Linked DNA regions of Homo sapiens: region 1 is linked to region 2. The links are chromatin loops, found by intact Hi-C in ENCODE. Cell type or tissue: ascending aorta. All regions are shown on one strand. Each heading gives the region's core, and the rest is flanking DNA. Links, peaks and the distances in the headings are about the cores only.

What was found. A loop is a pair of places that touch in the nucleus more often than their neighbours do. Peaks named below come from ENCODE experiments on the same cell type or tissue, not always from the same donor. Only the 100,000 strongest peaks of a DNase experiment are listed, where the experiment ranks them.
Region 1: it touches region 2 in a loop (2.1-fold over the local background); 2 of 110 quality-filtered maps call a loop at or near these places.

The regions. Positions count from the first base shown.
Region 1 is chr1:115,132,823-115,137,213 of GRCh38, reverse strand. No RefSeq gene overlaps it. Among named protein-coding and RNA genes, the nearest start is that of LINC01765, 35 kb to the right of the region's middle. In ascending aorta, for the core only: a CTCF peak has its summit at 1,905; DNase peaks (open chromatin) are centred at 1,903 and 2,822; H3K4me3 peaks cover 517 bases; H3K27ac peaks cover 4,000 bases.
Region 2 is chr1:115,067,236-115,071,626 of GRCh38, reverse strand. All of the region lies in intron 2 of TSPAN2 (tetraspanin 2), which reads left to right. LOC124904359 (a long non-coding RNA gene) reads right to left here and starts at 2,731. Exons shown (of 2, transcript XR_007066474.1): 1 at 2,630-2,731; 2 at 1,938-2,360. In ascending aorta, for the core only: a CTCF peak has its summit at 2,202; DNase peaks (open chromatin) are centred at 2,256 and 3,906; H3K4me3 peaks cover 498 bases; H3K27ac peaks cover 3,235 bases.

The DNA.
Region 1 (4,391 bases), core at 187-4,186, 65 kb before region 2:
GTCCCTTTGGAAGATTTAGGATGAGAGGGAATGTACAGGTGTGCTCGCAGGCACACACACAGACACACACACACACACACACACACACACACATTGTACTGAATGGTAGCCACTCTGAGCCAAAGCCCAGTTTGTTCTCAGCCCTGCAGCTAGCTCATTATCTCATCCTTACTAAGCTTCTCTCATTGCTCAGTGCCTCAGTTTCTCTATTTGGAAAATGAGACAGAATAGTCCTGTGCTTCCCCACTTCCTTCTAGGGAGTGGCCCTGATGAGATCATGTCTGGGTTGCAGGATCCATGGAAATAGGTGAAGCCAGGATGTGACACTGAGCTGTTTGGCTTGGACAGGGGGAAGGCCCATCCTCTGTCTCACTTTGAGTGGATGTGCACATTCAGAAGCCCCAGACCAATGTTACAATGCCTAATGATCAATTATTCACTTCTGGGGCCTAGAACAAATAGGAACCTGGGGGTTTTAACAGTTTTACACAATGAGAAGCAAGTAAATAAAAGCTATTTAATGATAAACCTTCAAACCCAAAGGTGCTAGGCCAAGTTTAACTAAAATGGCATAAGGTCTGTAAGTTGTTATATGGATTTGGGGACCTGGTTTCTTTACCCTGCCCACATTCTTAGCTTTATCCCTCCCTCTGATTTTAAACTAGCCCCATTTCCAAGTGCCGAATCCAAACAAAGAAGCTGAGGACAACTTTATTGGATACAGTGTAAAGAAATCTCAACAGGGCTCCTCCAAAACATCTCACACCTGAAGGTTATCAGTCTTACATTGTCTTCATCACCCCCAGCAGGTCTCCCTTACCTCTTTCCCACCCTTCTTATCTGTCCCTTGCCCTCCGCTTCCCTATGTCTATACACACATACACACACACCCCTCTAGCCATTCCAACTGTCAAGAGGGGCAAACCACCCTGAAGGTATCTTGCCCCACAGCCTTCGGAGGATACTCATGTGTCTGGAATGTTCTCTGGCCACCTCTTCACCAAGCCCATTCTGCCCTCTCGTCTACCTGCTCCTGAAAATCCACTTCCTCTTGAAGGTCTTCTTAATTAGATAAAAGCAGCTTCCCCAATCCCACCTACCTCAATCTATATCTTATAGCTGTTCCCACAAACCACTTTCCTATCGCAATTATTCACTCATCACTTTTTCTAACCTCTAAAATGCACTTAACCTTTATGTGTAACTGATGTTTATTCTCTACTGGTCAGTTATGTAACTTTCTGATGTCTTCCCATGTTCATGTGTGTCCCAGACTTATATAATGTCAGCATGGGAAGACAATGAGTTATCTGGCAGCAACAAAACGGCATTAATAAGGAATTTGTAAAGATGAGAACAACGATGATCACATTCTACAATTATTTATTGAGCTCCTCCTATTTGCTCAGCAGTGTGTTATCTTGGGGTTGCGATGTGAGACAGCCATTAAAAATCTATGAAGTACAGTCCTTACAAGAAGAAAATGTTATCAATTTCTCACTGAACACTACAATTCGGAATTTACAAAGCATTCTCCAATATTGGCATTGGACCTTCATTTCTGTTAGATAAGTTGGCCATGGTTGCTTATCATCAGATGTCATCATTCCCATTTTACAGGTGAGGAAATAGAAGTGTGGGGACGTTCGTGGCTTGTCGAAGTTCACATAGCACAAAGTGTCAGAGCAGGGACTCCTGAATATGGATCCAGGGTCTGGGGAAGCAAAGAAAGTAACACACCCCCAGACACAAACACAAGCCTCTAAGGGAAGTAACCAAAACTGTAGGTGATGGGTGCCAAAAGAATACGTGTAGATGACACATGTTACAGGCATGCAAAGAATCACGATGAAGAGTGAGCCACACAGAGAGTCTCAGGCAGACAAAAGATAAACACTGCCCAGAAACGGCCTTTGGGGACAGCACAGAGTTACAGCCCTTCAGGCCAATATCCTCTGCTCTGAAACAGCATCACACTGCTTCATGTCGGGCACAGAAAACAACATCAGCATTCTCCAATGAATCATTTTCTGGGCACCAGTATTAGGAAATAGTTTGACTTTAAATGGCATCTACATCCTGAAGGAAACTAAAAGTAGCACTTTCTACTGCCATGACCCATGAGTTCTTCCAACTGGACTCTCCAGGAAGGGGAGGCAGTGCTTTCCTCCCTGATCCCTCGGTCTCCCCACACTCGGCGCTCTCCCCACCACCCCCTACCCGCCATGCTTGCCCCACACTCACAGGACTTCTGGGTTGTGGTGGAGTCTGCAGATACGTTTACACTGAGATACTCACATGTGTGTGTGCCTAGGGACGTTCCACTGACTTTCATTCTCCAGATCTCTAAGAAATGACTTAGGCTAGCATAGATTCTGTTTCCATAAGACTGAGACTAACCAAGCTTTCCTCTTGTCATGGGGGTTTCTTGAAGGATGCAAGGACCCGGGCACCCAGAGAAAGCCAAACGGCCTGGCATAGTGGGGTGGGAGCAGCACGCAGAGGCTGGCTCTGGATCTGCAGCAGCCCTCAGGCCCTCGATAGTGGGACTTTGTACATTTCCACCTAATGTTCTGTCATTGACATGATAACGATTTTTTCTGTCCCTTCCTTACCACTGAACGGCTCTCTGATTCCCCATACTCTCTGTCACTTTCCCCCACTTCATAGCTCCTGCTTCTCAGAGCACCTGCTCTTCCATGTGCCCATCCTGGCTGCACTCCCCGCAACATCGTGATCCTGCAGCGTCAGTCCCAATGCTGTCCTTTCTCTCAGTGTCTTCTGGTTCAGAGCCCTTAGTGGGGAATGTGGCTTGGCCAGGCTCCTCTTTTCAAACGAGCCATGCCACTGGCAAGCCTCTGGATTAGTGGCACTTGGGTCAGATGCCCTGACCAATCCAGGGCCAGTCTTGGGCAAAAATAAAAGCTTTGGGCTATTTTCCAGAGCTAGGAGCTGTGAGTGAAAAGTTGAGCAGATCAGACAATGACTGCCATGTCCCTGAGCTCAGATTGTATCTCTCCTTTTCCCTTCCACGATGACTTTAGGTTAGGCCTTTTTACTTCATACCTGGGATTCCAAAATAGCCTTCAGCTGAATCCCTGCTTCCCACTCTGAGCCAGGATTTAAACCCTAATTTTGCTAAAGTACTGTTTCTCTCTATGTGTCTTTAGATTATTCTCTGGTGCTTCCATTTGTCTATTTCCATTGTCCAGTTGACCCATTAACTAGACTACAAAATTCTCAGGGCCAGGGGGGATCTCACAATTCCTGTATATGACAAAGCACTGAGGATAATATTTCATGCAGGCCAGAAGCATGAATGAACAAATACATTAATTCAGGGAGGAAAAAAAAGACTGACCAACTGACTCTCACTCTCTAAAGCAAGACAGCCCTGCAGATTCCTGGGCAAATGGTCACCTGCCCACTCTGGCCATGCTCCTCTGCCCTGGTCTTCCCTCAGGGATGCAGGAGTCTGCATCAGGGCCCACTGCTCTAATTCCCCAGGGCATTCACACACTGGGTGTCTGAGCCCTCAGCTACCCCAGACGCCCAGGCCAGGCAGGTCCTGGGAAAAGCCTTCTAGATAATGCTACCACATGGAAAGTTGAGTCATCTGGGCTCAAGCCAAGCCCAGAACAAAGGGGCTCAGGAGCACATGATGAAAGAATGCTTAGGAAGGGGTGGGAGGGAGGGTCAGCCAGGAAAGTCTTCCACTAAATCCACAAACTGATCCCCTGTTCTAGGTCTGGTCTTGTTACTACTCCCAGCTGTGTGTCCTTGGGCAGTCTCTCATCAACTGCGGTCACTTACTTCATTAGTCCTTCCTACCTCCCAGAGGTACTTCAAAAGTCAAATGCAATCATAAATGTAAAACGGTGTTGTTATCATCATCCTCAACATTACGAGGCAGATAATTGTGCTTTGTGCCACTCAGAATGCCTCAGGGCTTGCCATCTAGGACAGACACACCCAGACACACATGATGGAAACACAGACAGTGGGGAGAAATTCAAACAAGACAAAACACTCATGTGGGTGTATATATCATGTATCAAATGAAGCTAAGTGGCTGTTTATTTTTAAATGCAGGGTTGGTTCCAGTGTGGAGTCCATACCCTGAGCACACAACTGACTTGAAATGAAGAGGGGGGAATAATAAGAGAGTCATCGTAGCTCCAGGTGCTGTGTCATGGATTCCTCACGGGAGTCCTGCAAAGTTGATATTATTTTCCTCTCTCTTCTTTGCAGAGAAGAAAACCAGGTATGCGGGGAAATTGAGACTTGAACTCAGGTCTGGCGGACTGCAAAGCTGACACCTGTCTGCTACAAGCAGTTTCCCCTTCGCATCTCAGGTCAGGAAACTTAGAGATTATCCAGGCCAACCATCC
Region 2 (4,391 bases), core at 98-4,097:
TTTAGCTTAGCTATGACATACCATAAAAGATGCATTCTAATTTCAGCATTGTTAAAATATACCAAAAAATAAATCATCTCAACAGTGATGAAATATAGTAAAAGAAGTCTGGAGATGGGGACTTTCCAGAATTCGTTCAGAGCTGAACAAAGTCATCAAAGGCCCAGGTTCTTTCCCCCTCTCTGCTGTCTTCAGTGTCCTTAGACATCTCCCCTTAAAAGATAGCTGCAGTGGCTCCAGGCATCGTATTCTCGTACAGCAACATCCAAAAGAGAACAAAGCAAATTTCGCTTCATAGGGTCCCTTTTTTGAATGAGTAAAACCTTTTTCAGAATCTCCCAACACATTTCCCCTTGCAGCTTATTAGTCAAAATTGCATTCTGTATTCATGCCTAAACCAATCATGGCCAAGAAGCGAATTACTATGATTGGATCTCTGACTAATTGATATTCACACCCTCACACCCTCCCCTGGGCCTGGGGAGGGGCCTGGGCTCCCCATAGGACCTGTGACACTTGGACAAGATTGGGATTTTGTGACAAGGAAAAAGCAGAGGAATCTGCCGTAGACATAAAACTGAAATGCTCCTTTCTACCCACATGGTTTCCAGGAAGTATGCACAGGGCAAGGACATTTGAGACAAAAAAATATAACCTATCAGTATAACCTAAATATAATCCATTGGCCAGCATTCACAGTCCTGGGCTCTGCTGTCACACAAAAATGTATAAGAATTCTGTAACCGCCCCCATGTAACTTGTAATATAAATGAAAAGACTCATAGACTTCACAATTTAAATTACAATAAAAATTAGTATGTGACTAAATGCCAGCTAAGTGGTATTTGCAGTGGGTGCATTAGAGGTCATTCTAAACTGGTAAGGAAAGAAGGATTTAAGTTAGGTTTTAAAGACCAGGCTGTAATCAATGGAGAAGAGGAAAAATGGGGACTAGAAAGGCTGAGGGGAAGGCATGCACAAAGAATGGCTGTGGGGAGGGATTAGCAAGCTGGGAGGGGCTGGGGGCTCTGTTGGGGTCTGAGGACTAGGGCATGGTGGGCAGTAGGATTTGGAATGTTGGGGAGGGAAAGGGGACAAGTATAGAGGCCTTTGAATGTCAGGGTTAAGTTGGTAAACAGTAGAAGAATGATTTGGGGCCGGGGGTAGGGTATGATCTGCACTGTACTTTAAAGAGATTATTATGGCAGAAGTAGAATGAAAGGGGAATCCCAGGACAGAAAAAAAAAAAAAAGCAGATTATTGATATAATCAGGCCGGACAAATTAGGGTATAACCCACAGTGATTGCAGAAGGAATTAAGAAGAAAGAAACAGAAAGATAAGAAACATTATTAAACATTTTTAAGCCTGCCTAATCAAACTCAGGGACAGAAGAAATCAAAATGGCAAAAGAGGTAGTGAGAGGCAGAGTCAAGCCTCTCAGTAATAATTCATGACTTTCTGATGGAAACCTGAGTTACAGGTCTAAGTAAGGGGCCCCCGCTCCATCAGAGGGAGGGGCCGTTGCGTGGCGCTACAGATGGAAGACCTCCCCGGGAGCAACCTCAGTCTGTGTTTCTCCAGAAACAAAGGGCTGATAACCATTTCACAGCTCTAGATGTCAGTTCCACATAAAAACCTTTATGATTAGATACATCAAAAGGTTGAATAGACTTCCATAGATGAAAGTGAGCTCTCCTTCATGTCATATTTAACCACTATCGTGGCAAGAATCAGAATTGTGTGTTTCATTCAGGAGATTCCTGTGTTGAGCCAGAGGCTGAACTGGCTCTACACCCACATTCCTGATTTTGTTTCTAATCTAAACCAAACAATACACACACTGCCTGAGATATGAGGAATTCTTCATTATGTCATATCTTTATGGACATGTCTATCAGGACTCTTCGTATTGCAAATCACAGACACCTACTCAAATTGACTAAAGCAACACAGACCTTTATTGACTTACATACTTGAAAGGTCAAGGGTTAATACTGGTCTCAGGGACTCAGATGATGTGACCAGAGTCCAGTCTGGAGCCATCTCTTGGCCCTGCTTTCCTTTGGCTCCATTCTTAAGCAGGTTTCTTCTCCATGTGATAAAACGGCCGTCAGTGGCTCTAGGCTCCACTTCCAGAGTGACTCCAGAAGTAGAACATGCTTTTTTCATTCCAACAGATGCATGTAATGCCCCAGGCCTAACTCTCGTTGGCAGTATTGGACCTCGTGCCCATCCTCGAACTTGTCATTGTGGACAGCTGCTTGTGGGCATATGCCTGGGCTTCATGCCCACCGTGGAGCTGGAGGTGAGTCAGCCCTCTCAAACCACATGGGCTGAGAATGGAGGAGTTCCCTTTACCTAATAGAGAAAAAGAAGTGGATTCTGGGCAGGGAAAACAGCAGGCCACAGCAGGGCCTGAATCCTCCTGCTTGCTCTTGGTGTCACAGGGCATGATATGGGTTTACCCACCTTTCGTTCCTCGTCCACCCCATCTCCCTTTCCTAAGGCAGCCCAGAGTGGTTGGTGGTAAAGGCACTCACGATCCATGCTCAAAGTTCAGAGAAGTGGGTCATCATAGAAACTTAGCACCACGCAGAATAAGGAAACTACAGGCTGTGGATAAACACCTGGGGCTGGCAGTCAGCCAGGGCTTCCCAGCTCCTCCTGGTGGGGCTTGGCCTGGAACCCAGGTTTGCTGACAGCCAGGTCCGTGCTTGCCCTGTCTCCCGGTGCTGCCTCTCTGGATAGTGGCAACAAGAAGTCCTTGTGAAGTCAGGTACCTTTTTTCCCTTTCAAGTATGTCTTATAATATAAATAGAAAGACAATAGACATGTTTGTAGAAATTGACATTTTTTCCTCAGTAAATAATTTTCCACATAAGATACCTGCTCTCCAGCAACAAAACAAGAAGAAAAATACACTAGGATGCTGTTTATGGATTTGCACAACATACAGTATGAGGTGATAGCACTTTAGGAAACAAACAGGCCCAGTGTTTGGAAAATCTCACTCCACTGTCACAGGGCACCATTCACTGATCTGGGTATTTCCTTTTCAGAATAGGTTCCAGATAAATCAGCCCATTAAACTCTTATCACCCCTTTGTTAAAGAGTGTCCTAAACAGGCATGGCACATTCAAATGGTTCTTAAAGAAATAAGCCCTTCCAGCCTTGACTCTCCTCTCTGAGAGGAACCCCAGGAAGACACACTTGTCTAGGTCCCTGCTTCGGGGTAGATGACTGCCAGACTTTGTAAGGGAAATTGTCCCATCTTCTGGGGGAAGCTTTCCTTTCTGGCATCCTTGGTTCTCTTTCCTTGGGGATGGAGCGAGTTTCCCTTCCTGTGATAAAGATCAGACATAACCTCCAAGCCAGAGGTGTGGTCAATCCCAGGGCAGGGCAGGAGGATCCAGCTGTGGGAAATGAGGACAGGGCGAGAGGATAGTCAGACTGACTGCCACCTGTGTCTCTTCTCAGGGCCCTCTGCATCCAGGCCAAGGCCTGGAGGCCCTTCCAAAGTCTCTGTGTCCACTGGTTGCTAAGGGTAGAAGAGAGGACCTGGCAGGAGTGACGCTGGCAGAGGAGGGCTTGGGTTGCTCCGTGTTGCCTAGACCTTGTCCACGCTAGTCTCTTTCAGGGCACTCTTGGGAGAAGCCCCCGTGTCTTCCAAATTCCAGCAACCTGCCCATCTGACTTCCTGTTACAGTCCCTCTCTGGAGTGGGCAGACACCCCAGGGGTCTTCTTTCTAGAGTTACAGAGTAGGGAGCGAGCCCCTCAGCCCTTGGAAAACTGGAGAGACTGTGTGCTTGGTGCATGAAGTCATGTCTGTGAGCAGAGGATATTAACAGGTTTTCTCCAAGAAGGGGTTGCCCACACACGCAGGAGCCACTCGGCTCTCCAGGATCGCAGCCTGACTGCAGCTGTCTCTCCCTGTGGAACTCAGAGTCTCCAAGCCTGGCTCTGATTGTGGCTGGATGTTATGTATAAGGAAAGCATTCCAGTGCCGAACACCAAGGGGGTGGCTTGGCTTGTTAAAAACTCTGACTCACGCTGGTCATATTTTTTTACTTGGTTTTCACTTGTACCTGACATCCATGGTAGCTGTATACCAGAGAGGTGTTGTAGCTTACATTGTTGAGACAATTTCTCCAGAGCATTTTTATAAGAAGTTGGAATAGACAATCATTTCCATATTGCAGCTAACGAAACTGAAGGGTAGGAAGACTTACCTCAAGCCATAGTTGGCAGGCCTGGATTTCTGGCTCCCAGCCCTGTACTTTCAGAGGAAAAACCAGGAATCATCAATTCTAGACATCTCAAGTACTTTTCTCAAGGGAGAAGAAAAATAACTCTACTGCCATTTATAAATTGCAAAATGAACCAATTT